Regions from separate parts of the Mus musculus genome. Here region 1 is linked to region 2. A link is a loop called in an ENCODE intact Hi-C map of the cell type or tissue named here. Cell type or tissue: gastrocnemius. All regions are shown on one strand. Links, peaks and the distances in the headings refer to the core of each region. The heading gives the core; the rest is flanking DNA.

Region 1 (15,120 bases), core at 3,394-11,393, 58 kb before region 2:
AAGAAAAAAAAATCAGTCTTTAGGAGTGGTGGTATAAAAACAATGCATTATATGCATGTATAAAATTATCAAAGAAGTAATTTATAAAAATTATACAACCAGTATCTACAATAACTTTTTTAAAATAGCAACTTTAAAGAGAAACCAGTCTGTGTGACTGGTTTTCTACCTGGATCTTTTTCTACCTGGATCACAGCAGGGAGCTCCTATGATGGAATGTAGGTGAAACTGAGGGCTTTGCCTCAGGGCTAGTACATTTCACCCCTGCCTTTCCTCTCTCCATGGTGGATGGCTCCTCTGAGCCTGGTACATGGTGCCTCCTGGATTGTTTCTGACCATCACAAAGAAGTCCTTTACCTTGCCCCTTGCTTTGAATCTGGCTCCTCCCCCCCCCTTTTTTTTACGATTTGTTTATTTTTAATGTATATGAGTACACTATCACTGTCTTCAGACACACTACAGATGGTTGTGAGCTACCATGTGGCTGCTGGGAATTGAACTCAGGACCTCTGGAAGAGCAGTCAGTGTTCTTAACCACTGAGCCATCTCTCCAGCTGCCTTGAGTTCGTTTGTTAAGCTTTCTTTTTCTGTCTGCTTTGGTGGTGTATGTCTTTCCCCTGGTCTAGTGGAGGGGTTGAGTATGGTTTTTGGATCTTTGCTAAGTCCTTTTGCTTGGTTCTGACACTTCACAGTGGCCCTCCAGGTTGTTCCTCTTCACTGTTTCCTCGCTCTTGTCGTCCTTGCCGTCCTTGCTTGCCTGTCCTGATTTTCTCCACAACTGCAGCTTATTTGTTCCTCATTCTTGTTGCCTGTGGATAGTCCATCTTTTTGTCTTATGTAAAAGTAACTTTTATTCTCTTGATGTCAGAGGGTTGCTTCCTCTGTCTGCTAACCTGGGCTTAGTCCTGGAAGCTTGTGGCTTAGGCCTAGATTTTTTCAGCCTCTGAGACTTGTTGCTCATCCTTTCTAGTTGTTTCTGAACTTGGGCTGGCTGATTCATCTCAGCTGTTCTGGCCCAACACTGGCCTCTCTACGCTGACTGATTGAAACTGGCTTTTCTCAGCTTCTGACTGAATTGCTCTGCTTGGCCTCATATTAACTTTGGTAATATGTTGTAATCTTCTGGCTCCTTCTCAGTCTCTGGCTTGTTCTGTCCTCACCTGTGTCTGGCTTGTTCTCTGCAGCCTGTCTCTGTACCCAGTAAAACTATCTTAAGTCTCCTCTCTTCCCCCTCGTCTCATGAGAGTTGGGATAGCCTGTTCTGTCAAATCTTATTCGTCCTTTTCTGCCGCTCACTGACATCATTTTCAAATATGGGTGCTTCTTCTAAAACTAACTTTACCTTTATTGTTTGAGATTAAAGATGTACGCTAAGGCTGAGCCACACTACAACTAGAAATAGGTTTTCCCAGTAAACAACACAATCATGGGATTTGCATTGTGATCAGATTTCCTGCAAAAATCTTGTTCTGATTTTTGAAAATTCCCTCCTTTATTTTTTAAATTCTGTTGTTACTTTTATTTCTAGTGTCTTTTAAGTTTTTAAGAATTATACTTTTGTTACTTTATTAGGAGTTCTGCGTTCTCTACATTTTTTTTTTAATTCTTGTATTCTGTATTTTATACTGGGGCTCTTAATTATAATGGGGTGTTAATTTAGGGCTCTTCCTTCATCATGAAAAGTGATGAAAAGTCTGATTAGCAGTCCTAAGCAGTATTCTAGTATACATTATTACTACTATAACTTCTAAACATTTAGTTCTTTGATGATTTCATACATACATATAGTACATTACAGTTCCCATATACCTCATGATGAGTGATCTTTAGTCTTCTAGGCTTACAGCTGGAGCTTTTTGTAAGTCAGTTTTCTGTCTCTGTTTTATGCTTCTGATCTTTCCTGTCCACTCAGCCAAGGTCACCAAGTGAACTAAAATCTCAAAAGACTTACTGGCTTTTAGGCAGTAGGATGGGTGTTAAGTATAGTTTTCTTACCTTTTTTGGGATTTGAAATAAGTCTTACTGACTTTCAAATTTTCAGTTGAATAATCCGATGTTTGTCTGATGGGTCTACCTGTTTTTCTCTTACTACTTTCACTGTGCTCTTTGTTCTTTATACTGCTGTGCCAGGGAAATGTTAGTGATCCCCAAAAACACACAGAGGAGCCAATTTTTTTTTTTTAAATCTATCTATTTATTTATTTATTTATTTATTTATTATATGTAAGTACACTGTAGTGTGTCTTCAGACACTCCAAAAGAGAGCATCAGATTTTGTTACGGTGGCTGTGAGCCACCATGTGGTTGCTGGGATTTGAACTCAGGACCTTTGGAAGAGCAGTCGGCACTCTTAACCACTGAGCCAGCCCCAAAGGAGCCAGTTTGATGCAGCTCACAGCAGGGTCTTTATTCTATTTGAGCTAGCTTGGGGCTCCCCCGCAACCCACCTCAGGACGGGTTTGGTGATGGGAGAGCCCTGAATGTCTATCAGGGCAAGGCTTTGTAGTAAACAGCAAGCAGGGAGCATGTGTGCAAGCATCTAATTAGAAAGCTCCTGTGGCCTTTAACATGATTGGCTGGTGCTGGAAGTCTATCATAGACTTAACTTCGGCTCCCCTCTGCATTGGTGGTCATTACCAGGGGGTGGGCTTGTAACCTGGGGTGCAGGTTTGTTGGGGGAATAACCTGGAGACACTGGTCTGGTTGAGGGTGTAACCTGGAGATACTGGTCTTGTTGTGGGTGTAGCCTGGAGACTAGAAACATCTTCCTGTCCTTGGAAATATATAATTACATAAAAAGAGGAAAGATCAAGGACAGGAAGATGTAGGAATTAAAGGGGGAGGGTGTATGAGGTGTGGCTAAAGAGTAAAAAATTGCCTTTGGGGCCAGCCTAGTCTACAGAGGAAGTGTCTGACTGCTAGGACTAGACAGAGAAACCCTGTCTTCAAAAACCCAAACAAACAAAAACTCCTAAATTATATACAAACAAAAGCAAAACCATTATGAAACATATGCAAGAAAGAAAATAATAATAAGAAATTAAATAATAGAGAATAAGAGATAAAGGGAATATTTGTAAAATTAATTGCTGGCACATCTGTGCTGACTTGAAAGTGGGGTGCTCAAAACACCCTGGTGTGCTGGAAGGGAGACTGGGACACATTTTCCCTGTAGTCTGTGTTCTCGGGGGTTATCTGGGGCTGTTGAAGCTAGAGGCCTGCTTCTGTGGTCATCTCTGGTTTCACCAGGGATCTTGATCCATAGTTTCTTGTGGTTTGGGTTTGAGGTTTTTTTGTTTGTTTGGTTTTTTGTTTGTTTGGTTTTTTTTTGTTTTTTTTTTTTTAAGGTCTCAGTCTATAGCCCAGGTTTGCTATTATCCTCTTATTCCAGCTTCTCAACTGACAGTATTACAGACACTCCACAGTTGGTTTTGTTTTGTTTTGTTTTTTCTTTTTTGTTTTTCGAGACAGGGTTTTTCTGTGTAGTCCTGGCAGTCCTGGAACTCACTCTGTAGACCAGGCTGGCCTCGAACTCAAAAATCTGCCTGCCTCTGCCTCCCGAGTGCTTGGATTAAAGGCGTGCGCCACCACTGCCCAGCCTTTTCTTTTCTTTTCTTTTCTTTTCTTTTCTTTTCTTTTCTTTTCTTTTCTTTTCCTTTCCTTTCCTTTCCTTTCCTTTCCTTTCCTTTCTTTTCTTTTCTTTTCTTCTTTTTTCTTTCTTTCTTTCTTCTTTCCTTCCTTCCTTCCTTCCTTCCTTCCTTCCTTCCTTCTTTCTTTCTTTCTCCCCCCCTCTCTCTTTTTCTTTCTTTCTTCTTTTTTGTTGTTGTTAGCACAGTTGTTTTTAAAAGACCTCTTCTAGGGGCCGGAGGGATGGCTTAGTACTTGCTACTCTTTCAGAGACTGCAGGGGTTAAGTTCCCAGGACCCATATGGCTTCTCACAAAGGTCTGTAACTTAAGTTCCAAGGGAACCCCGCCCTCCTCTGGCCTCACTATGCACATCATATACCTACAGGCAGGCAGGCGGGCAGGCAAAACACTCAGACACAGTTGTTAAAGACTGTCTAAAATTGTAGTGATGTGTTCTTTGATAAAAATTCCAGGTCTATATACGCATATGGTACTGTCTTAGTTAGGGTTTTACTGCTGTGAACAGACACCATGACCAAGGCAAGTCTTATAAAAACATTATTTAATTGGGGCTGGCTCACAGGTTCAGAGGTTCAGTCCATCATCATCAAGGTGGGAGCATGGCATTATCCAGGCAGGCATGGTACAGGCAGAGCTGAGATTTCTACATCTTCATCCAAAGGCTGCTAGTGGAAGACTGACTTCCAGGCAACTAGGGTGAGGATCTTAAGCCCACACCCACAGTGACACAACTACTCCAACCAGGTCACATCTATTCCAACAAGGCCACACCTCTAAATGGTGCCACTCCCTGGCCCAAGAATATACAAACCATCACTTGTACCTTCCAGTTTTTCTCAATAGTAGAAATTTTAAAAGTTCTGTTTTAAAGTCAGTTCCTTGGATGGGGTGTGTTTGCCCTGGTGCAGATATGAAAGTCAGAGGACAACCTTCCAAAGCTGGTTCTGGCCTGTCACAAGGTAGGTTCTGGGGATCAAGTTCAAGTCAACAGGCTTTGCAGCAAGTGCCATTACCAAGTGCCCTGGCCCAGTCTCATCAGTGTGCTAACTCATGCTGAGCACTCTGAGGCTCTGAGGAGGTTAAGTATATTAACCTCTTCAGTAACTGTGACCAACACCCTGACCACACAAGGTGCAGCAGAGTGCAGCAGCTGGCTCCAAGGTTTGCTTGCTTTACCTTTTAGACAGTGATGTGGTTTTATGAATGAGTGCCACCTTTCTAATAACTTTTAAGATGCCTTTTTTTTCTATTTTGAATACTGCAGAAATATCTACCTATGTTAGAAACAAACAATAATTTCAGTGTTTCACAAAGAATTCACAAAGTCAAAGTATCAAACCAGGCTGGCAACACACCAGGGTTGTTATCCTGATTTTTTTTTCATCCTTGGTGATAGTACCTCATCCCATTAGTGAAAACTCCGGGTCACTAACTGGCACAATTGGCTAATGGGCATGAAAATTCAAGAAAAGTGATTCCTTACCAGGCTGCTTTGATTTACATCTTTTTCTTATAAATGTGTAATAAATGTATATATTTACAATTATCTTTTAGGATAAATCCTGCCAAAAGGCATAGTTTGATTTCAGTGGAGTCTGTAAGGACTGCTGGTTGGTTTGTTGTATTGAGTTATGTTTCTCTTACAGGAAAAAAAAATTACTCTTGGCCTAGAGAGATGGTTTAGCATTTAGAGTCTTTCATGCCCTCAGAGGACCCGTTTGGATTCCAGCACACACACTGGGCAACTTACAGTTGCCCGTGACTCAGTCCCAGGAAATCTCTTGGCCCTCATGGATACCTATACATATGATGTAGACATTCACATAGATATACACATAAATAAAAGTAATCTCTATTTTTTAAGTTATTCCTTATTCCAGTAATTCAAGGCAAGCTGTAACATTTTGGGCAAAACAAAGCGCTTAATAGTACGCATTTGTGTTTTGCTAAAACTCTTTATTAAATATTAAATAAAAAATTAAATATTGCCATTAATTAGAAATTGGTGGTATTTGGCAGGGATGGTTCTCGCTCTTTACCTGAGTCTACCAAGGATTCACTATCCTCCTGCCTTAGCCTAGAATATGGTGTCTTAGTTCGGGTTTCTATTGCTGCAATGAAACACCATGACCAAAAAGCAAGTTGGGAAGAAAGTTTATTTGGCTTACATTTTCATACTGTTGTTCATCATTGAAGAAAGTCAAGATGAAACAGTAGGAACCTGGAAGCCATGGAGGAGCACTGCTTACTGGCTTGCTCCTCATAACTTGATCAGCCTGCTTTCTCATAGAACCCAGGACCACTGGCCCAGAGACGGCATCACCCACAGTGGCTGGGCCCTCCTGCATCAATCACTAAGTAAGAAAGTGCACTACAGGTCAGGCTTCAGCCTAGTGTTATGGAGGCAGTTTTTCAGTTGAAGTTGTCTCCTCTCTGATGACTCTAGCTTGTGTCAGGTCAACATAAAACTAGCTGATGCAGGTGGTTTTTTACAGTATATTGTTAAAAGGTATGTTCATCGAATACTAAAATGATAGACAATAAGTCTGTGGTTTTATTACTTAGATTTAGCTCTAAGAAGAATTTAAACTATTGGGTTTATGCTAAAACTCCACAAGCTTATTTGTTAGGGATAGCATGAAGCTTTTGGTTAGAACTTCAAGTAAGGCCTGTGATCATTACCCAATGTGTCTGAATGGCCTGCCTGCCCAGGGCCATGGGACAGTTGTCAATGACATTAGTTTTAGACAAGTTGACCACAGGGTTAGGTCACTAAGATGTGAACCTCTTGTCTCTGACCTCATTCCATAAAGAATAGTCTGCTGGGGTCCACTGCACCACAGTAACTGGGTTCTGACCTTTGTCAGAAGTTTAGCTAAGTGGCTAGATAACACTCTGCATCATGTTTTGACTTCCTTTTGACAGTGTTGTTGTACTCTTTCTTCTTTAAGGAAAGGGAGCTGTGTACAGCTTTGACCCAGTGGGCTCTTACCAGAGAGACTCTTTCAAGGCGGGAGGCTCAGCAAGTGCCATGCTGCAGCCTCTGCTCGACAACCAGGTAATGTGCTTGAGCAGAGCTCTGCCTGTGGCAGCGTGGGCAGCTGTGGTAGCCTCCAGTTTCTCATTCTGCTGAGATGCTGCTGAGGTCTTCTGACGCCGCTCTTTTCTCTGCTCTGTCAGTGCCCTTCAGTCCTCAGCTGCCCATGGCTCTATAGGCTCTGTCTGCAGCCATTGGTCATGTCTCGCTTATCCCATGCCATCTTACCTTACATCACACAATGCCTCCTTCATTACCCTTACTGTTTCTGGGTTATAGTCGATTCCCCAAACTTTTAATTTGTCTCCCCCCCCCCTTTTTTTAATACCACCTTGATCCAGACCTGCGTTTATTGGGTTTTCTCAGAGGCCTTCAGCCTCCAAGCTCAGTAACCCAATCCGTGCTGCCTGTGGTTCCTGTGCCTTGCTTTCTGCTGCTGTGTGTTCATCTCACCTGTGCCACACTCTGCCTTCTCCTATCTGATCTCGCGCTTTAGTTAGCAATGTTTGATGCTCTTGTAGTTCAGTGCCTTCTCCTAGTTTTGATCCTACTGCCATTATAAGAGTACCATGACCAAAAGCAACTTGGGGAAGAAACTCAGTTCATTTCAGTTTAAGAGCTTGTACTCTGTAATGGAGGGAAGTTGAGGCAGGAACTGAAGCAGAGACCCTGAAGGAATGCTGCTTACTAGCTTGTAATAACTGGCTCAAACTGCTTCCTTACTCACCTGCCCACAGTGGGCTGGGGCCTCCTACATCAAGCATTAATCTGGAAAACATCCCACAGACTTGCCTGCAGGCCAGTCTTGTGGAGACATGTTCTCAGCTCCTAGATAACCCTGCCTAAATTTTTCTGATGGAGCTGCCTAGGCCCCTTCTTCCTCCTTGTTAAATTTTTTACATTATCTGTATCTGCCTCCATGTGTTTGTGCTTTTGAGAAATTGGGAGCATTGCCCCATTTCTGTTGTATTTAAGCTGGGACTAGAATATCCTTAAACTGGAAGACATCCTGATGTGACTTGATACATCCAATTCAAATCCTGGGACATGGGGATGTTGTATGCTGTGGGAGGTTGGGGCCTTAGGTCTTGGGGACACGTGATGCTCCATGTGAGTTTCTGTCTCTCCAGGTTGGCTTCAAAAATATGCAGAATGTAGAGCACGTCCCCCTGACGCTGGACAGAGCCATGAGGCTGGTGAAAGATGTCTTCATTTCTGCAGCCGAGAGGGATGTGTATACTGGAGATGCTCTCAGGATCTGCATCGTGACCAAAGAGGGCATCAGGGAGGAAACTGTTCCCCTGCGGAAAGACTGACATGCGGGTCATATATTGGAGCTGTGGCACAAGTTTGTTTTATTAAAAAGAATGTAAAGTACTCATTTTCTTACACTGTGTCTTCTCTAAGCATGGCAAATTGGGAAGAATTTCTTCCTTAGGGGTCGGAGAGACAACTCTCAGTTTAAAAAGTATGGCTCTTGCAGAGGACCTAAGTTTGATTCCTAGCACCCACCTGTAACTCCAGTTCCAGGGGCTACAGTGTCCTCTTCTGGCCTCGACAGGCACATGCAAATACCCACATACAAATGTATGTAATGAAAAATAAAACCACTAATATAATTTCTTTTTCTTTATCTGGATATATTTATTTATTTTGAGATTTACTTTTCATCATGTGTGTGTTTCCGTGAGCATGTGCCACGTGCATGCATATTTATGTGAACAGGGTATGCAGGTGCCCAGGGAAGCCAGAAGCAGGCGTCAGTTCCCTTAGAGCTGGAGTTACAGGAGCTATGAGCTGTCAAATGGGTCATCTAGAAGAGCCACACACTTAACTATTGAGCCATCCCTCCAGCCCTATATTTTTGTATTTTAAGAATAAGGAAAGTGGGACTAAGGAGGTGGCTCAGTGGGTGAAGGTGTTTGCCACCAAGCCTGACAGCTTGAGTTCTGACCCTTGGATCTCTGTGGTTAATTTGTTTTCTGGCTAATACATACACATCTTGTTTTTTAAGATTTGTGTGTGTGTGTGTGTATGTGTGTAATCATGTGTCCGTATGCACACAGAAGCCAGAGGATGGTGTTGACTCCTGGATTGGAATGAGAAACCCTATATGGATGTCTTCAGCATTAGGATTTTACATACATTTACATATCATTTACATCCACACTTACATACACTATTTTGAATACATGTGGACATGCAAGTATCTCTACTGGGATATAAGTTTCTTTGGGTATGTGTCCAGGAATGGTATAGCTGGGTCCTATAAAACCTGTTTTTGCTTTTTTTTAATAAACTTCTGTTCTGATTTCCATAGTGGCTGCACTAGTTGACACACCAACAATGTGTGACTTTACCCAAGTCAGTGTCAGTACTTGTCATTTGTATTCTTGATCATTTTGTTTGTTTGGGTTTTTTGAGACAGGGTTCCTCTTTGTAACAACCTCTGGCAGTCCTAGAACTCATTCAGTAGACCAGGTTGGCCTCAAACCCAGATCTGTTTCCCTCTGTCTCCCTTCGAGTGCTGGGATTAGAGATGTGTGCCGCCACTGTCCTTTTATCTTCTTGATGATGTTCATTCTGACTGGTGGGAGATGGAATCTCAAAGTGGTTTTAACCTGTATTTCTCTGAATGCTAAGGATGCTAATTTTTAAAGTGATTACTACCTGTTTATATTTCTTTTGAGAAACTTTGCTTATTTCTGTCCTGGTTAGTTTTGTTTTGTTTTGTTTGTTTTGTTTTGTCACATTAACAGCCTGGAGTAACATGGGAAGAAGAAACCATTATGACAGACTTTATGCAACCAGATTGGTCTGTGGTCATATCTGTAAGAAATCATCTTGATTGATAGAGGAGGCCCTAGCCCACTGTGGACAGCACTAACATTAGGGAGGTGAGGCTTGGTCTGTATAAGAAAGCTATCTGGGGCTGGAGAAATGTCTGACTGTTAAGAGTCTGTTTCTATACTTGATTTTCAGAGCCCGTATTAGGTGGCTCACAACAGTCAGTTCCAGTGGATGCAACACTTTTCTGGCTTCCGTGAGAATCTGCACACACATGGCACACACAGAGGAACATGCATGCACACATAAGTTAAAAAAATATTTTTGAAAAGTGCTTGCAGCAAAGAAAGGGAAAGAAAGCTAGCTGAGCTTGAGCCTGTGAGCAAGGCAGTAAGTGGAATTTTTCCAGGATTCTTGTCCCAGGCTCTTGCCACCTGGTCTTTTCTCAGTGATGCGTTGTAACCTTGGAGTGTAAGCCAACGGGTTCTTTCCTGTGGTGCTGCGGTATCACAGCACTGTAATGAAAGTAGAACAGAAACTCGCACCAAGAGTAGCGTCGTTGTGATGAACCTGTGTTCATTTGGAGGAGTGGGGAAATGTTTGGAACTTAGAGCTGGAAAAGCCATTGAGTCCTAGGAACTTGGTGAGTTGTTCAGTAGTAACTTGGAAGATAGTGCTATGAAAAACATGGAGGCTATGAAGGTGGATTGTGATGCCTTCGAAGGAAGAAAGATGATCGGGGCCATTTGGATTAAGAATCTGTGGTTGCTTTTTAGTTAGGAATCATTTGTGATTAACAAGATAAGCAGCACCCGTTAGATGAAAGCTTTGAGTTTTACTAGGACTTGGATTCTGGTCATCTGGGGCTGAAAATCAGCTGTGGTTAATAAGAAATCGTTATCATTGAAATAAAATCTGGAAAGTATCTATTAAGGATAAGCACACAAACTGATCTAGTGGGGTCAAGTCTATCTCAAGCTGTTAGCTGAATTTGGCAAAATATCTGTAAGAGTCACCCACCTGTTACTGGTTTTAAAGGCAGGAAAGCTCTTGATTGAAGGGGTCATAAAGAGAAGCTGAGGACTGGCACCCTGTTGCAGGGTTGGGGTACCTGCAGAGAGGCCCAAGAAGCTATTGGTGAAGGCAGAACATGAGTTGTAGCAGATATTGGAGCAGCTCGGACCTGGGATATCTGCTAAGAACAGTGGTAAGTGTGGGATGAATCTGACCTGAGCCTGTACTACCACCATGTGTGCTGGGGACAGCAGAGTTGGAGAGCCCTTTAGAGCCCAGAAGAGTGTATTGTAAAAGGACAAGTGGACATGATAGACATTGATCTATACAGCTAGACTTCGGTTTTGCTTAAGTGTGTTGTTTATGTAATTTATCTTTTTCCACTGAAGCCCATATTTAAGGGTCTTTGGGTTTATGAATGAATGAATGAATTTTGTGACAAGGTCTCTCTATGAAGCTTTAGTTGACCTGGAATTCACTATGTAGACCAGGCTGGGCTCAAACTCACAGAGATCCACCTGCCTCTGCCTCTTGAGTGTTGAGATTAAAGGCATGTGCTGCCATTCCCAGCAAGACTAGATTTAAATTTAAAAGAGACCTTGTACTTTTTAAAGAGTTATTTATTTTTAATGTATACGAGTACACTGTCACTGACTCACCAGAAGAGGGCATCAGATCCCATTATGGATAGCTGTGAGCCACCGTGTGGTTGCTGGGAATTGAACTCAGGACCTCTGGAAGAGCAGTCAGTGCTCTCAACTACTGAGCGATCTCTCAAGCCTGAGACTTTGTACTGTTTTTGTTTTTGTTTTTGTTTGTTTGTTTGTTTTTCGAGACAGGGTTTCTCTGTGTATCCCTGGTTGTCCTGGAGCTCACTTTGTAGACCAGGCTGGCCTCGAACTCAGAAATCCGCCTGCCTCTGCCTCCCGAGTGCTGGGATTAAAGGTGTGCGCCACCACGTCCAGCCTGAGACTTTGTACTTTTAAAGCATTGGAATTTTAAACTTTAGTTTTACTTGTAAGAGGGAGGCGGGGGAGGTGTGTGCACATGAGTCCAGGTGCCCTTGGAGACCGGAAGCATCAGCTTCCCTGGATCTGGAGTTCCATCTGACATGGGTGCTAGGAACTGAACTCAGTTCCTCTGGAAATGCTCTTACCTGCTGAAGCAGCTCAGTTAAAAACTTTAGACAGGTTTTTAAAATTGCATTTTATAAATTGCATTTTACTAACACGAGGAAATGGTGACAAACAAGTAGAAGGTTATGGTTTAGCAGTGGTTGGTTTGTGTGCTAAGTTGGCAAGGAGGGAAGCAGCCTGACTCATCTGGGAAGAGGGACTCCCAGCTGAAGAGTTGCCTGGATCAGACTGGGCTGTGGCTATGTCTGTAAGAGATCCATATGTAAGGGCTCAGCCCACTGTGGGCAGCAGCATCCCTAAGTATGTAGGCCTGAGCTATATAGGAAACGTAGCTAACTATAAGGCCCAGAACAAGCTTTAGAACAAACCAGTAAGGAGTACTCTTCCATGATTCCTACCTTCAGGTCTTCCTTGAGTTCCTGCCCTAACTTCTTCCAAGAGACTGACCGGGAGGTATAAGCCAGATAAGTTCTTTCCTCCACAAGCCTTTGGTCGTGATGTTTAGGAAAGCAACAGAATGAAACTAAAACACTTCCATAACCAACTTTTTAAAATTAGGATATGGGGCTGAAGAGGTGTTAAGAACACTTATCAGCAGTTAACACCTGCTTTTCCAGAAGACCCGAGTTTAGTTCTCAGCCCCTGCATGGCAACTCGAGACCATCTCTAACTTCAGACCCAGCGGATCTATACTACCTTCTTTTGGGATATGTGGGCAACAGGCATGTATGTGGTATATGGACACACATAGAGGCAAAACACCTGTACACATAAGCAAGAAAAGTAAAAAAATGGGTTATTTTAAAATTTAATGGGTTTGTGTACACACACACCTGCGCCATAGTGCAAATGTAGAGGTCAGAGGACAATATATCAGTTCTCTCTTTCTACTAGATGGACCCTGGGGATGGAACATGGGTTGTGTGGCCATTTCCTTATTGATACATTCCACCCTGCAAGTAAGTAAGTACTTTAAGACAGAAGGTAAACAAATAACTTAAAATCCTTGAAGGGAGTCCCTGGAACTGACCAGATTCACTAAGATCCCCCCTCCATGATTAAATAATACAGACGGTTGAGAGTTACTCTCAGACAAAGCAAGCTACAAAGAAGACTGTGAGACTAGACCAGTCACCTGTTGAGCTGCCTGCAGGCTCTACAGTACAGTATGATACAAGTTTCCAGCTTCTATGAGCTGTCATCTGTGCTGGAGTGGGCTTTGGTTATGCAGCTGTCTTTGAGTCATTTCTCCTCCTATAAGTAACTCTTTACCCATATTCTCGTAAATATCCTCAATAAAATTCATTGGTTCACCAAGTTGGACTTGTCTACTGAGGGCTTCCTTTGGATGGTGAGGAGATGGTAGGTTGCCTGCTTCCCCTGTGTTTTTGTTGTCACTGTGTTCTAGTTAATGACCCTCTGTCAACTGTATAGCAGAGAGTTTCTACCGTGAGCTGCTCTTCACTTGGTTGACTTTTCTTTGTTGTACGGAAGCCTTTTGTTTTCTCAAGCTCTCGTTTGTTAATATTTAGTCTTATTTCCCGTACGACTGCTGTCCTAGTCATAAAGTTCTCTATGCCTATGTGGTGACGTGTACTCTCTTTAAAATTTTTTATTTTGTGTGTATGGGTATTTTGTCTGCATGTTTGTCCGTGTACCACGGAAGCCAGAAGGCATCAGGCCCTGTAGAATTTTATATGCACAGATTGGGAGACACTTTCTGGATCCTGGGAATCGAGCGCAGAGCCTCGGGGAGAGCAGTCAGTGATCTTAATCATCTGAATCAACTGAATCATCTCTGACTCCATGCTGCCTACTTTTTGCTCTACATGCTTCAGAGTCTCAAGATTCTATGGTGAGGTGTTAATTCTATATACATTTCCCAGCAGTGCTTGCTAAGAGATTGTCGTTTCTGCAATGTACATTTTTGGCATCCATCACTGTTGAAACCAGGTGGCTGAAGATGCATGTTCTTAGATCTGGGCTTTCTATTCTGTCCATCTAGATGTCTGGTTTTGAGCCAGTACCATGCTGTTTTTATTACTGTGGCTCTGTAGCATAGCTTGAAGTCAGGTATGGTGATGCCATCAACTGTTCTGGTTGTTTGGCAATCTTCTGTGCTTCCATATTAATTTTAAGATTTTTTTTGTCCTCTATATCCCTAAATAATCGTTCTAGGATTTTTACTGAAATTGTATTGCATCTGTGTTTTAGGTTGTTAGAGTTTCTATTACTGTCATGAAACATCATTACCAAAAAGCAAGTTGGGGAGGAAAGAGTTAATTCGGTTTGCACTCCTACAGCACTGTTCATTATTGAAGGAAGTCAGGAACTCTAAACAAGGCAAGGTTCTAAAGGCGGGAACTGATGCAGAAGCCACATGGGGAGTGCTGCTTACTGACTTGTTCCTCAAGACTTGCTCAGCCTGCTTCCTTATACAACCCAGGACCACCGACCCAAGCATGGAACCACCCACAAGGACTTGGGTTTTCCTACATCAATCACTAATTAAGAAAATGCCTAGGGCTAGAGAGATGGCTCAGTGGTTAAAAGCACTGACTGTTCTTCCAGAGATCCTGAGTTCAAGTCCCAGCAACCACATGGTAGCTCACAACCATCTGTAATAGGACCTGAAGGCCTCTTCTGTCTGAAGACAGTTACAGTGTTCCATTCATAAAATACATTTTTTTAAAAAATTCTTTTAAAAAAAAAGAAGAAGGAAAAGGAAAAGGAAAGAAAATGGCTTATATCGGGGTCTTATGGAGATATTTCCTTAGCTAAGGTTCCCACTTTTCAGAAATCTAGTTTCTGTGTCAAGTTGACATGAGACAAGCCAGCACACATCTGTATTTTGCTTTTTGTAAGATGGCTATCTTGACAATTTTAAATTCTTCTAATCCATATACATGGACGGTCTTTCTATCTTCTCACTTCCCCCTTAGTTCCTTTCTTCAGTGTCTTTAAAGGTTTTCTTGTAGAAGTTCTGTTGTTTACTTAGTTAAGTTTATTCCAACCAAAATAGTGTGAGTGGAGTGGATAATATCTCTTATATTAAAACTATTTCATCTACAAACAGGAATATTTTTACTTTCCTATTTGTATCTATTTTTTCTTACTGCTCTGAGACTCAAGCACCGTATTGAACAGGAATGGAGAAAGTTTTATTTTTATTTTAGTAAAAATGCTTCAAATATTTTTTACCTTTACCATAATGTTGTTGTGGCCTCGTTGTATATTGACTTTATTATGTTTTGAATTATGTCCCCTATATCCATAGATTCTGTAGCAAATATCTCATGAAGAGATACTGGACTAATCAAAGACCTTTCCTGAATTTATTTGGTTTCTGTCCTTGAGTCTATTTATATGACAAGTTACATTTATTGATTTATACGTTGAATCTTCTCTTTAATGAAGTCAACTTGGTGCTGAATGACGAGATCTTGAATTAGTTTGCTAGTATCCTACTGAGAACGTTTGTATCTGTATTGATCAGA
Region 2 (15,120 bases), core at 3,379-11,378:
AGAAGAGATGCAGTCAATCTGTACTGGGAGCCAAATGGCAGCCTATGACAGTACTAAGAACTAGCTTACCATGTGCCTCTGGGATCTTGTTTCTCACCCAGCCTCCTCCCCAGAGGCAACAATTGTCAAAGACCATTCCTCCAGCAGGGAGGCCCACTTACAGTTGCTTTAGGTAACACAATGATATGGGTGCTTCTCCCTTGAACATATTCCTGGGATGTGGTGCGCTCTTCTACACTCCCCACAACTGCATGAACACATTCCTTTTACACTCTGACGTCTCCCTTGGATCACTAATTTCCACTCATGTGCACGACCTTGCACGTAAGGCATCGTTGTTTCATGTGGTCCACAGGACGATGAGTTCCTGCCATAAGTGCCAATCACCGACTCCAGGGTGGGTCTGGTCACTGCATTTGGTCAGGAACCCCAAGCACGACACATGTATGATATGACCTTCAGAGACTAAACGCCTCTTCTGTTTGGAGGCACTGTGGCCAGAAAGGATAAGGAGCCACGCGCCCATACCACTAAATTCACCCAGCAGTGACCAAGAAGATCACAGCACAACAGACTGATGCCTGAGAGGCCCCAAGGATGCTGGCACTTTCCCCAGGGCCACCTCTTGCCTGGGGCCCGGGACAATCCATGGGCCATCTCCTGATCCCATTTTCTTCCACTGTCAGAGCAGTCGCTATCCTGATAAGAGCACTTCAAAACCTTTAAAAGCGCCCCAATTTGTAATGAATATAGATATCAACTCTTTTCAATATAGTATTAAGAATTCTGTACCCAACTCCAATTGACCTTCCTTGCTCTTCCTACTGTTGTAGTTCACCCAAATCAATACCCAGTCCTCCCCAGACCTTACTCACTGAGCAAGGCCTCCTGACTGTGGCTACTGACAATCGGCCTATTGGGATGCCCGTTACTGACACCCTCACTGCAGGGCGCCTTGGATGCTTAGAGTCCACTGGCAGTGTGGAACTTTGCAGGAACTCCCAAGTACAATAGATGTTTGATATGACCCTCAGAGACATGGACATGTGTCATGGACAACAGTGAAAGAAGACTGTCCACTGTTCAGCATGGTGGGAAGTGCTGGGGAGACGGCTGAGTGAGAACCTTGAAAGGCATATCAGAAATTTAACATCTTTCAGCAGGTCTCATTTTAGGTCACAGAGCTGTAAGTCATTTCACAGTTCTTTTGAAATGCTTTCCTTTTAAGATATTTTAATTGTGACATTTCTCCCTTCCTTCAAGTTCCTCCCATTTCCCCCTCCCTACTTGCATTCAAATTCATGACCTTTTTTTTTCCACTGTTATTCTGCAATATATGTATAGAACATACTGAATTTTTCTTTGTTATGTCCCTTTGTTATGAGAAAAAGTAAACCTTAACTTTTGTCAAGTAGACAAATACTACCCATATAGTCTTTAACTGGGGGAATTGTGGGAATTCTCCTAGGGAGACATTAGTGAAAGAGTTCTTTATTCAATTAACAAATGAATCCTTTTTGAAATGTTTTTCCTTATGGGACCAGAATTTAGGTTACCCGACGACAGTCCAGTCATCTTCATCTGTCATAATCCTTCTCTTTTCAGGTAAGTCTACCTGGGCCCCAGCACATTAAGTGACAGGAAGAGGGAAGCAGCCAGCCCTTGCCCACCTGTGTAAGGAGAGTCCCAATGCGTTCTGCCTACGATGCGCCGGTTCTCCTTGGAGCAGGCCTTGCAGACCACTGCCTTCAGGTTGTGGAACTTGGTGAGCCACGATCTCTGCAAACAGACCAGATGAAAGAGTGGGATTGAACAGAGCAGGGTGTGAGGTGGCAGGGGTGGGATTCAACCTACTAGTGGTCTCTGTCCCCACATCAAACAGTGTAGGGTCATGCTCTGCACCAGGCGAAGAGGCTCTGCGCCTCTCCATTACCATGATCTGAAGAGGGTCTTAGATGACTGTTCCCCTCATGAGTCCCCTGGAAATGGCAGCAAATACCTATGATGTCTGCCTCTATCTTGTGTAGATTAAACAGTCATAGCTAAAAACTACTCTCCTGACAATCTATGAACACTTAGTGGAGGTGTTGGGGTCAAACGCCAGCAGCAGACGGGGGTCTGATTATTAGCTGTTCTGGTAGCTTCTTGAATTACTAGTCAAATTTCATCTTAGATAATTCTTTTAAGTGGGCTTGGTGTGAGATGGAGTGCTCAATTGTGTATTTTGAGGTACATAGACAAGGATAACTGGCAGCGGTGTTCCAGGGCTGCATTTTCTTCTGCCACCGCTGCCAGAGTAACATCCAGATCTGAGGGAAGGGCTGCCCACTTGTTCTGCTCCTCTAAGTTCTAAACACTCACAAACCCTGCAACACCCTGGAACTTTGGTGAGAAATGGTGACAGCGACACATTGCCAAATGTTTTCCCTGTGGTGTGAAAACTTGGGAGTGTTTTATCTAACAGATCAGCATGTTCTCTCACAATCACACCGCCTTCTCATCCCTGTGGGTAAGAAAACATTCCAAATGAGCTTGGCGGGAGGCCTCATTTGGAAATCTTCCAGGAATCATGAAGCAATTCTACTGAGGAGGGCTGAGTCAGTAGTCGGGGTCCCCAGGCCATGGGCAGCCTTTCATAGCAGAAGGGTCTTCCCCAGCTAGTCTGCTGTCTGGGGGAACCCCTCTATAGATGGTGCAAGCCTTCCTCTCAGCTCATTCTCCCTACAGGAGCCACTAGCTAGGTGAACACCAAGTGCTGCTGCTGAGCACGCCAACCTCATGTGTGGAGAACAGTTATGGAAATGTAAGCATGGTTCTAGCAGCTGTGTGAGGTGATGGGGGTGATGCCGGAGAACATGCCTGCTTTCCTAAAGCTTCCTACAGTGAGATGGGCAGACCTTCTAGGCTCATTACAGTGACTGACTTCAAACGTACTTGTTCCACTATACAAGAACCAGGACTCACATTTTGTTCCAAAAGAACTTCCACGGCATATCCCTTTTCAGACTGCAGGTACTTCTGATGGAAAAGCTTGCCATCAAACACATTCCAGGGCATAAACTCACTTGTTGTCCAGGGGAAGCCACATGCGCTATTGACTAGTACCAATGTGGTGAGGCCACGGACGAGGAGGGATCCCAGCTGCACAGCTCTGGAGTTAATGTAATCCAGCTGTGGAGACAGATGTGCACCAATAGCTCAAAGCAGAGAGCTCAAGGTAGAAGTCAAATGTGAGAAACAAAAAGATAACTCAAGGGTCGATGCTTGCAAAGTCCTGAATAGGACGCTCGGCCTCCTGAGAGCTTCTGAATGAAAGAGGCCTGACAAGCAAGCTACACCAGAGAAGGATGACAGGAGCCCCTCCCATCGCCCACGAACACACCTCTGTTCACCATTCACCCACTAGGGCAGCAGGTACTCACAAGGGCTCTCTCGTTACACAGACCCAGAACAGTCATTCTGGTTGTAATGGTTTGAATGGGACCAGTTCCCATGGACTCTTTAAATTTGAAAGCTTGATCCTCAGTTGGTGGAACTGTTTGAAAGGGATTAGGAGGTGTGGCCTTGTTGGAGGAGGAGGTGTGTCATTGGGAGTGGGCTTTGAAGTTTCAATAGCCCATACCATTCCCAGTCTCTCCCCACAGCTGCCTGCCTGCCTTGGCCTTGTGGATCGTATGAGTCCTTAGTGACTGCTCTTGTGCCGTGCTCCCTGCCTGCTGCCGTGCTCCCTGCCTGCTGCCGAGCTCCCCATCATGATCATCAAGGACACATCTGTCTTGTCTCAGTGACAGAAAAGTAACTGAGACACTGCCGTAGGAAAATATGGGCTATCACAAGATGTGGCCACTAAGTCAAACTTACAAGATCATTTATTGTTAGGTTTATTCTCCTGAAAAACACAGGGAGAGAAGTCCCCTGTTTTTAAAAATCATACGTCATCTCATTTCAGTTGAATACCATTAAGAATAAAATGCCACATGGTAAAATCTCAAAAGGTGCCCGGGTTTTTACAAATTAAGAATGTCTTGCCTGAGCTCTGGAGAGATGGTTCAGTGGTTAAGTGGCTGCTCCTGAGAATCCCAGCACCCACATGGCAACTGTCTATAACCTCAGCTATAGAGGGTCCAATGCCCTCATCTGGCTTTTAAAGGTAGAGTACAGAGGTGCGCATGGTGCACAGACACACATGCAGGCAAAAGACTCATACACATAAAATTAAAATAGATGAATAAAAAAAATCTCAAAAAGGAGAATCTCTTGCTACCATGAAATACTTCTTTTCTTTGTAAATTCCATCTGTACATCCAACTTTCTTTGTTGTTGTTCTTTATGCGGCATAAGGTTCCACATCCCACAGGAAGCCACGCGTATTCCCATGGATCTGTGATGCTGACCGTGCTGCAGGCATCAACACTGCAGATGTCCAAGAAACCCCATTGAAAGGGGAGCACAAGTAAGCCAGCCACCTCTGGGCATCTGTTTTGCTCACACTGACCAATGCTACCTTGAACACCATGACATATCTAAGAGTTAATAAAAGTGAAAAAAAGGTTAGAGAGGTGATCGTTGTTTCAACCATTTTATACACAAGGCCGCACTTAAATGAATTTGACAATTATTTAAAAAACTATCAGAAATACAGTGGTGCATGTCTGTAGTTCCAGAATGGTGGAGGCTGAGGCATGCTGACTGTCACAAAGCTCATGACTCCCCAGGTCTGCATGGTGAGTTCCAGTCCAGCAGGGGATACAGTGTGAGACCCTGTCTCTCTAAATAAAAAGTTGCTTACTGTGAGCCTGGATCACTGCAGACTCAGCCTTTAATCCTAAGGGCTCAGCTTCAGCTCCATAGGCTGTTTATATAGAGGTCTGGCTCTGAGAAGCTCATTCCAGAGCCACTGGGGGATACTTTGTAGGCTCTGACGGGGCTCTGCACTAGTGCAAACTTTCTATGCATGGGCTGCAGAGTCTACTATGAGCAGAACTGAACTTAACGAACTATTCTCAAAGCCCATTAATACCACCCTATTTTCCTTTCATCGACTCTATGAGTAAAGTGAGCAGACGTCCAGAGGCATAAAGTCTTCTTTCTTTCATGTGTTTTTTTTTTTTTTTTTTAATCAAGGGTACATTCTCTGGGGGAGGTGGGTAGGGCTCTCTATGTAGCCCTGGCTGCCCTGGATCTTGCTATGTAGATCCTGCCTCTGCCTGCCTCTGTCCCAGGAGCTGGGATTAAAGGCATGCACCACCACACCTAGCACCAGGGCAAGTCTGGACCTACAGATCACACTTACATTTAACTTGTACCTAGGCAATTCAGTTTAGTAAAATAGTTTTGAGGGCATTGCCTTCACAGCTCAGTTTCTATGTGCTCACTGGTAATATATGGACACTGACTGAATTCTGTATGCGGGGCTGTCATCCTGTTTTGTTTTGGTTTTGCAATTCCCTCAAGACTTTCCTTTTAGAGGACTTCTGGATAAGACGGCACAACAGAAGCCACGTTGGATGCAGTCACTGATTACAATTTGGGAATTAAGGGGAATATGAATATTTTATCACTCCATCTGCTACTTTTCCAAGCCTGAAATAGATTTGATCAACACCTCAACCAACCTCTCTACCATGGGAGCCGTAGGACCCGTGGGCTACTATGAATGAATTTGCAGCTGCCACTCAGACAGCGACTCCTACCCCTTCCTTCCAAAGCAGCATTCCCTGTAAGCAAAATGGGCTGGAAAACTCCTACCAGGAAATCTACCAAACATGCTGTGGTAAAAATGTCACATAAGCGGGTCCTGGTGGTTGCTACCGGGAACACTGTCAACACTCCAAATGAGGAAACACAAAATTTCCGAGGGAGCTAAACACAAACTCTCACAGTGCTTTGGGTACAGCTCCCTGTCCTGTGGGAGGGCAGAACTTTAGCAGCACCAAGTTTACCTCAGCTCTCCACAGCCAACAAAACAGTTAAGAAAACTCCATTTGCAAGGGGAGCTGGAAGCCCACAGCAGAGAAAATGGGGCCATTTAAAACCAAAGGGAACACAGCCTAGACCAGAACCAAGGAGACAGAGTGGCAGAGCAGCCAAGGAGAAGAAGCCAACACTCGGGCTCTGCTCACATTTTCTTTTATGACCGACCACCCAGCTCTCCTTCCCCACGACAGCTATTCCTTATCTACATAGCACAGGGAGGCACGGTAACAGGCCAACACTGGCCCCTACGTAGGACGGGGAGGCACGGTAACAGGTCAATGCTGTCCACTACATAGCACAGAGAGACACTGTAACAGGCCAAGGCTGTCTCCTACATAGCCCAGGAAGGCACAGTTATAGGCCAACTCTGTCCCCTACATAGCACGGGGAGGCACTGTAACAGGCCAATGCTGTCCCCTACTGTTCATATTACACATTCTTACACTCTTCTTTCTTAACCTTTTCTTTTCTTTTAAATCTTCCTTTCTCTCTTCTGATGCTTATTCCACTTGATTCTACACCTCTGAGAGCCGAGAGGCTGACTTGGTTTGCAACCACTGAGTATCTATCTTTACCTTTTCTTAGTCTACAACTAATCCAAAGCCCCGCATATCCACCCCACTCCCCCTTGGCCCTGACTATCACCAGGCCTATTCATGCCCCTCCCCTCTGCTTCCCACCTAGTGGCCCAAGCTTACTGCTAGGTTCATGGTGACTGTCCAGCTCTTTTCTACTTTGCATCCATCCTAGCATTATTAGTATTCATAGTACTGCCAGGGTCCATTTACTTTCTACACTAATCCCGACTTAGCAAGTGTGTTCTGCAGTTACCTGCAACTCCATTACTGGAGTGGGGTAACTACTGGAACTATAGTCCCCAACCCACAGGGGCAGAGCATAGATTGAACCTGGCGCTTAGAACAACAGTCTAAGAGATGAAAATGTAGCTATAGTACAACCTCGTCTCTTCCAAATACTGCAAATATGACCACTCGGAGAAGAGAGGCAAGCTGAATTCACAGAAAACAGCCAACACATCTTATCTTTACCTGTACTCTAACCACAGATTGGCAAATCCCAGGGCAAGACCACAAGGAACATGAAAAACCAAGGCAACTCATTTCCAGACGTCATCAACTGCATACTAATGACTGATAACTACTGTTATTTAGATGAAACTCTGGATGTATGATTGAAGAGAATGACTATAAATATGGTAAATATTATCAGGAGGACTCCAGTATTTTCTGAGAACACAAACAGGCAACAGAAAGGATTAAGACGCCAATACACAACATGAAAGGAGAGTAAGATAAATACTGAAGAAAACCTAAACCAGAATGGTAATGGAATGAAAAACACAATAGGAAATCAAAGTCCAGGGGGGCGTCAGCAATAGAATGGATCACAAAGACACAGAATATCAAGGTACGAACTCTGCTCCTTGGTGTGGACCCAGGATCCCCCTAGATTTCTCCCAGTGCCCCTCCCTTTCAATCTTTCTTCTAGCCCATCTCCACTCCTCTGTGACATTCACAGATCCACAGTACCACTTTCTACGAGGGAGTCCCAGTGCCCGCACCAATCTGGGGCCCAGGAGGCAACCTTGACTATCCTACCTGTCCTCCACTGCAGCCTCTCCAGAGCTCCTTCAGCCCTGCTGAAGTCTGCAGCAGGAGCCCTTCCTCTCACCCCTGAGGACTCACTCCACCTCTCGGTGCAGACCTACTTCCTACCCACTGCCCTCTTCAGCCTTTCCTTCTAGGCCACCTCTATTCCTCTGTGACATTCCCTGGCCTCTCCAAACACTCTCTATCAGAGACCCTACAGCTACCACACTCTGCTGTACGTGGCCTCTGGGACTCCACTTTCTTCAACAGAGCCACAAAGCAGATGCAAAGCATTGCATGCTGGGTGAGGATACAGGAAGGGCAGCCTGGCTTCACCTTGCTGTGAACCAGTGGATGTGAGGGTGGGCTGGACCAGAAAAGGAACTGTTTCTCTGACACCAACAAGGCTGACAAAGGCTTCTCAAACTGTGAGATGACCAGGCCAGGAGGTGAAACAACCTGCTCCTGAGAAGCAGGGTATAATAGCTGTCTGTGTTGGAAAGGACAGCCATCTTGGAGTTACTGACAGAGGATGACAATACTATGTGGAGACACCCTCACCGAACATGCCCGCCTTGACCATCCTATGGAGTACCAACTACAACAGCAGAAAGGCTAGAAAGAGTATTGACCACGTGATCACAGCACGGTTACAGCCATGGCTGTGGTGACTGACCGTGACTACGTGATCACAGCATGGTCACATCCATGGCTGTGGTGACTGACCGTGACTATACCTGTAAGTGCATGAGCTGGGAGGTTGATTTTCCTTGGAGGCACAAGGCCTGAGCGATAAATGCATGCAGATCTTCCAGGGAAAGAGTGTCCACCTGAAAAGCACAGGAAAGGGCCAGCGTGAGTATACTGAAAACAAGCAACACTTTTTATAAGTGGGTCTCAGTTGCCAAATATGGGTGTGTTTACACACACACACACACACACACTCACACACACACACACACACACAGAGGAAAACGTATGGGTGTACATACAGCTGTGCAGTGAGTGAACCAGTGGCATGGGAAGATGGGGAGAGCAAGTCTCTGCTCTCGTCATCCACAACTCTAGGCCACAAAGCTCTCAAGTGGGGCAAACACTTCTCTGTAAAATGTACAAAACAGATGGCTCAGAGGCTGAGGTGGGGTACCCACGAGTATCGGAACACCCACGACTATCGGAACACCCACTTCGACAATCCTGGATGTAGCCTTCATCCTTGGATCTCAGCAACATAACTCAGGGCCCTCCCACTCTGTGGAATCAAAAAGTCAAAGTGTGGGGGGAAAACCCAAATGGAGACAGAGAGAGATTAACTCGGCCTTTAAAGTAAGTTATGTGATGAGGAGACCCAAAGACATGGTGTCTCTGCCCACTCAGTTTCACGCACTCCTGATGCTGACACTGCCTGCGCTTAGCCACGATGATAGTAGTCTTCAGTGCCAACTCTACTGGACTTTGGGTCACCCTGGAAACATGCTTGTGGGTGTGTCTATGAGGGTGCTTCAGCAATGTGACCCGCTGTCTCTGACATCCCCACCATAATGAACTACACATCCTCAAACTGTACAAACCAGAATAAACCCTTCCTCGCTTAGCACTGCTTCTGTCAGGTGTCTGATCGTGGCAATGAGAAAGGCGACTGACCCACGTGTCTAGTTAGCTGTCCAGTGCTGTGATGAAACTGTGTCACCAGAAGCAGCGTGGGGTGGTGGCAGGGCATTTTGCTGAAATTTCTAAATCACGGGGTATCATCAAAGGAAGCCAAAGCATCCACTGGCAGCCAGGAAGTGGAAACCATGGAGGGTGCTGCTTACTCGCTTGTTCCTATGGCTTGCTCTGCCTGCTTTCACATAGCATACAAGATCACCCCCAGGAATGGCATCACCAACAGTGAGCTAGACCTCCGCCCCCTCCCGCATCAATCAAGAAAACGCACCATGGGCTTTCCCACACACCAACTTGATGGGGGCATTTTCTCAACCAAGGTTCCTTCTTCCGAAATGACTCTGGCTTCTGTCAAACTGACATATAAGTGGCCAGCACAGTGACCGCACTGGTAATCAATTAGGAGCAATATGCTAATCACTCCCGCAATTCTACTCTTACACAAGAGCTCTTCAGAGGGAGGAGTACACGGTGGCAGCAAAAACCAGGGGGGAAACAACAGTGACAACCCACTGGTAAAATTAAGCCAAGATCACCTGGGAAATAAAATGCTTGCATGCCTCTGTCGGATAAAATGGTCCCTATAAACCATAAAGAATATGGGCTTTATACCACCCTCACCCTGAAACCCCCCTGGAAAGATACTGTACAGGGCTTGACCCAGGTACGAGCTACCAGTCACAGGTCACGAGTCATGGAGATCTGGAAATTCAGACCTGCCACTCTCCTGTTCCATGTTTATTTCAAAGGATGCACCATTATTAGACAAAACATGAAGATGTAGGACTTATGACAAGGCCAAGCACACATATAGATTATAAAATCCATGAGCTGCCATCTCTGCTTAGACTGAGGTCCACTGGTATGTAATTTTACCCACAATTAGTCGAGTTTGGAGCCTCATCTTTTTTTTTTTTTTTTTTTTTTGTTTCTCTATTTAGCCCTGGCTGTCCTGGAACTTACTCTGTAGACCAGGCTGGCCTCGAACTAAAAAATCTGCCTGCCTCTGCCTCCCAAGTGCTGGGATTAAAGGTGTGCACCACCATGCCCGGCATGACACTAGCCCAACTCTCATGTGTCTTTTCTCACAGTTAACTAAGCATGAGTGTTAATTTGATGGGATTTAGAATTCACCATTGAAACAAACATCTGGACATGGCTGTTGGGAGTCTCTAAACTGGGTTAGCCAAAATGGAAGAACCAACCCCAATGTAGGTGGAACCATTTTGTGGGCAACAGTCCCAGGCTGAATAAAAACAAGAAAATATGCATAGCACCAGCATTTATTATTCTGCCCATGAATAGGATCAACTGCCTTGAGCCCATGCTACCATGGCCTTGCTGTTCTCCCTGTCATGATGGATTGTCCCCTCAAACTCTGAGCCACAGTAATGTCTTTCCTAGTGTGGCTTTGGCCAGGGATTTTACTGTACCAATAATCAAAGTAAAAACTATAATGCATGTCCAAGATTTCCTCAAATCAGACACACCCACATGGTGGCTCACATCCAACCGTATCTCCAGTTCCAGAGAATCTAAACCCCTCTTCTGACCTCCATGGGTACCAGGCACATAGGCAGTGCACACAAACATGGGATGGGTGGAACAAAATACTCATATACTTAAAATGAAATATTTTTAAAAAGGCAATTTAAGTTCAACTATATAAAATTATATTTTATGATCTATACTTCTAGGCTTGCCACAGTTTCTGAGAAAAGTCAACACTGTGAACAAACATGTACACCACTTACTTATCGATACACTAATCCCTTGCTGTGAAAAGTCCTGACTTGTCATCTCCATGAGCACCTTGAAGGACTAATTGTGTTCTGTGGAAAGAGACCACGGGACCTGGCCATAGAAACACGCACAGCACTCCGGGAAGGTAAGGCCAGAGACAAAGGGCTCTCTATATCATACAGAACTGTAAGCTCAGCGTGTACCTGGACAAAGAGGTAGATCAGGAGGCAGCACAGCGCTCTCAACGGGCTCTCAACTGCTTGCAGCTCTTCTCTTGAGGAGGAAAGGTTGAAGCAGGCTAGCAAGGTGTCCAGGCGCTGGGCCTGCACTGCTGGCTCTTGGCTCAGCCACAGAACTTCCAAGCTAGGTGTTCCCCCTAAAACGAGAAATCCATGCAGCATGATCGTAATACACTTTTGGAAGTACAGTGAAGAATGCGTCATCTCTTCCCTACCTGATTTACTTGGGCACTCAAGGGTTAACAGAACCAGAGGGCAGCTTCTCAGTTTCAAAGAAAAGAGACCTTAAGTGCCAGCACAGACCCACTCAAGACCCGGCTGATAACTAGTGTGTGTGTGTGTGTGTGTGTGTGTGTGTGTGTGTGTGTGTGTAGGAAATGGGGTTTTCACCTGTGCTCACGCTACAGAGCACACTGAGGAATGTTTTTCAGAAAAGGCAACCTTCCCTGGAAGGATCTAGTAACAGGATGGTATGTTCCAGGGAAAGGCCATCCACCTACCCCGTCAGTTAGTTAGAGCTAACTCCTCTTAAATGGGTGGTTTCAAAACTTTTATGTACAAAAGACTCAGTTGTGGAGACTCTGGGATGCATTCTCTGGGATGTATATAAAGCTCCTGATCTGAGAGGTCTATGTGCCAGTGACTGTACATTCAAAGATCCTATAGCCTGAGATGCACGGATCCAAAACCAACAAACAAAAATGCCTAAAAGGTAATTTTTAGTGTTCTATTGCTATATTATGCAGGTCCATCGAAACAATTACTAAACTTTTGAAAAAGATGCCCTTTCCTGTTAACTTGACGATGACAAACCGTCCCGAATACGGGTGACAAACAGTGGCAACTCCACACAAACATGAAGGTGCTGGCCCTAAGAACTGAGGCAGCACCTCTCCAGGCAGCTGTGGGCACTGATTGAAAGTCCAGAGCAGCCAGGGTGAGACATCTCACATGTTCACCATGAAAACAAAGCACAGAACCAAATGCTCTCAGAAGCCAGGGACTTGGAGGAAACTCCTTCTCACCTCTTCCCACCTCAGAAGCAGAGGGACATAGTAAGTCACTTGCTGTCCTGAAAAGGCGAAAGTATTTCATTTACCAAACACGTCTTCTGTTATTGATTTTGGAAAGAAGGCCATTTTCTCTGAGAGAAAGAAAATGCTTTATGCAACTGTCCTCTGAGACATGGGTACTTAAGACCCCCTGACTCCAAGGTCAGGATGGGTGTCTGAGAGCCTGTTAGAAACTGCTCCCAATGTGTGTGAAGGGTTGCTGCCTGGGTGCCTGTGAACGAAGAACTGTTTTGTGTTTTAAATGGTTGAAAGGGAATCAAAAGAAAACTGCTATTTCCTGGTACAAGCAAATATAAAATCCCAACGTTAGTTCAATGCTCGTCTAGTCTAACTGGAAACTTGCTCTGCACCCTTGTGCACACATTATCTGTGACTTCTTCCAACTTGATGACATAGGTAATAAATAACAGAGAGCCACAGGGGCCCACAAAGCCGACCACACTTACTGTGAGACATTAGAAACAAAAGACTTGCTAACAGCCTCTGATATAAGCGAAATGCTGCATTTCTACTATCATAGTTATTTCAAATATTAAAGTACCTAGAAGAGAGTCTTTTAAATTATAAAAGTCAGAGGTTACAAACTCCTAAAAAACAAATAAGCAAGCAAAACCCTTCCCCCTTTCCACCCAGACATTATAGTATTTAAAACACAGAGGAAGAACAGCATGGAGACCATCGTCTATCCCACCGGAGCACCGAAGTAAAGAGTGAGAGATTCACTTCTGTTCAAGACGGTAAAGGCCATTTCTTCATGAAAATGATACTTCTGCATACATCAGAGTTTAATATTAAAGAAACCCCGCGATTTGTGAAATATATCCAGAATCGGAGATAAGCTGAAGTGGTGAGCAAGGGACTCCCAGGCTGAGCGAGTGGTGACCATTTTTCACTCCCAGCCTTCAGTCCCTGGAGTTTAGGGACTCAACTCCAGGAGACAGCTTTCGAAGCGGAGGTGAAGACTTAAAGCGGCTAACAAAAGAGAGTGCCCTGGGGTTACTCAGCGGTACAGTGCTGGCCTAGCATCCAGAGGGCCTAGGTTTGAGCCTCAGCACTAAAATAAGAACAAGTCAACTCTTAATTTTTTCACTTCTTGTCACAGAAGTTTCTGATCACTATGTACTGATGTGTGTAACCACTGGTACATTTATACTGAGCAGAGCCATAAAAATGACTGCTGCCTGGGAAGAGCTTGCAGCAAACAGATTCTCCCTCAGGTGTAGTGGTTCACGCTTTTAATCTCAGCACTTGGGAAGTAGCAGAGAGAGGTGGATCTCTGTGAGTTCAAGGCTAGTGTGGACAGTATAGAGAGTCCAAGACAGTCAGGGCTACAGAGAGAGCCTGTCTCAAAACAGAAAAAAGACTATGCAAGCAAATTGAAGTTTAAGAATGCAAAGATTAAGGGCTATTGTTTAGCCTTCTGGCAGACAGGTGCCTAACATGCAGAAGTCTCCAGGTTAAATCTCAGTTATGAAAAAGAAATATAAATTACTTCAGGTCAAATGGAGAAAAGAACTGGGGAAGGGGCTCTGAGGAGGTTTCAAGAGGAAAGGCAGGCTCATTCGGCCTGGGCGCTGTTGGAATAACATGGCTTCTGGAATTGTAGGCAGACAGCAATGAGCACGAGCTAAGACCCTGTCCCTTCCTTCTCTTATAACCAAACATCATGTGCAGGAGATCAGAGAGTCCAGACACAGTGGGATCACCCGGTGCTCCCTTTGCTGAGAGTCCAGACACAGTGGGATCACCTGGTGCTCCCTTTGCTGAGAGTCCATTGACAGAGGGAGATCACCTGGTGCTCCCTTTGCTGAGAGTCCATTGACAGAGGGAGATCACCTGGTGCTCCCTTTGCTGAGAGTCCAGACACAATGGGATCACCCGGTGCTCTTTTTGCTCACACACAGAAGTCTAGTATCACAGCAGCTGTATGACAGAGCAACTGAAATGACAAGGGTTATTTAAGCTCACAGTTTCAGAGGAGTTCGCAGCCTTACAACAGTGACCCGAGGCAGCAGCTTACTCACACTGCCACCCACAAGCTGTAGACACATGTCATAACCCAAAGCAGGGGAGACCCGCTGTTACAGACCCACTGTTTCAGCCAGACCCTACCTCCTAACGTACTCACAGCCTTTACCACAGCACCACTATCCAAGGACCAACGGTTGGAAATATGAGCCTGCAGGGAATTTCATCAGATTTAAGTCATAACATGTGATCTGTGGAGAATGTTCAGAAGCAATTACAGACCGTCCATGTGACATGTGCTTCTGACACTGGGTACTAAGCTGGGAACGAGACTGACCCAGTGTGAGCGTTCAGCGAGCTCATGCATGGGCTAGGGGGAACATCAGAAACTGACCAAATGATGGCTGCTATCGCAGTCTTAACAAGAGAGTTCCGTGAAGAAGACAGATGTGAGCTAAGACTGAAGACAGAGGAGTCAGCTGGGGCGAAGAGACACTCAGGGATGGCAGATGTCTCAGGCCTTTAGGGTGGAGCCCTGGGAATGAAATGGAGGTGAGCACAAAGGGAGGTTTGTAATCTGTGAAAGAGGACTCTGGCTGAAGTGGGAGTGCTGAAAAATCAAACAGGAGACAGAGGTGGGAGAGGGACAGACACAGCAACCCTAAGGGAAGCTGAGATGGCATTCTCTGCACTGGCAAACAGAGGTGCCCCCTTCAAGTATGCATGTGCAGTAGAGCCTCCGTCCCAGGGGCCAGGACTGTAGGCAGCAGAGCATGAGTGGACAGGCTGTCTCTGTGGTTCCTGGTTTTCACTGGCTGTGGCCTCACTGGTGGGGTACCAGCAAGG

The links. A loop is a pair of places that touch in the nucleus more often than their neighbours do. Peaks named below come from ENCODE experiments on the same cell type or tissue, not always from the same donor. Only the 100,000 strongest peaks of a DNase experiment are listed, where the experiment ranks them.
Region 1: a loop joins it to region 2, with 4 times the contacts of the local background. A loop is called at or near these places in 14 of 42 quality-filtered maps.

Annotation. Positions count from the first base shown.
Region 1 is chr17:15,468,902-15,484,021 of GRCm38, reverse strand. It overlaps Psmb1 (proteasome (prosome, macropain) subunit, beta type 1), which reads left to right. Exons shown (of 6, transcript NM_011185.3): 5 at 6,601-6,707; 6 at 7,817-8,301. The coding sequence ends at 8,002. Among named protein-coding and RNA genes, the nearest start is that of Psmb1, 22 kb to the left of the region's middle. In gastrocnemius, for the core only: a CTCF peak has its summit at 11,140 (motif pointing right); no DNase peak of the experiment used is centred there.
Region 2 is chr17:15,410,929-15,426,048 of GRCm38, reverse strand. Fam120b (family with sequence similarity 120, member B) reads right to left here. Exons shown (of 11, transcript NM_024203.3): 5 at 11,198-11,370; 6 at 8,324-8,416; 7 at 2,965-3,171; 8 at 1,671-1,779. It overlaps Gm49668 (a long non-coding RNA gene), which reads left to right. Exons shown (of 3, transcript XR_003952352.1): 3 at 1,606-5,961. Among named protein-coding and RNA genes, the nearest start is that of Gm49668, 18 kb to the left of the region's middle. In gastrocnemius, for the core only: a CTCF peak has its summit at 6,392 (motif pointing left); no DNase peak of the experiment used is centred there; H3K27ac peaks cover 1,225 bases.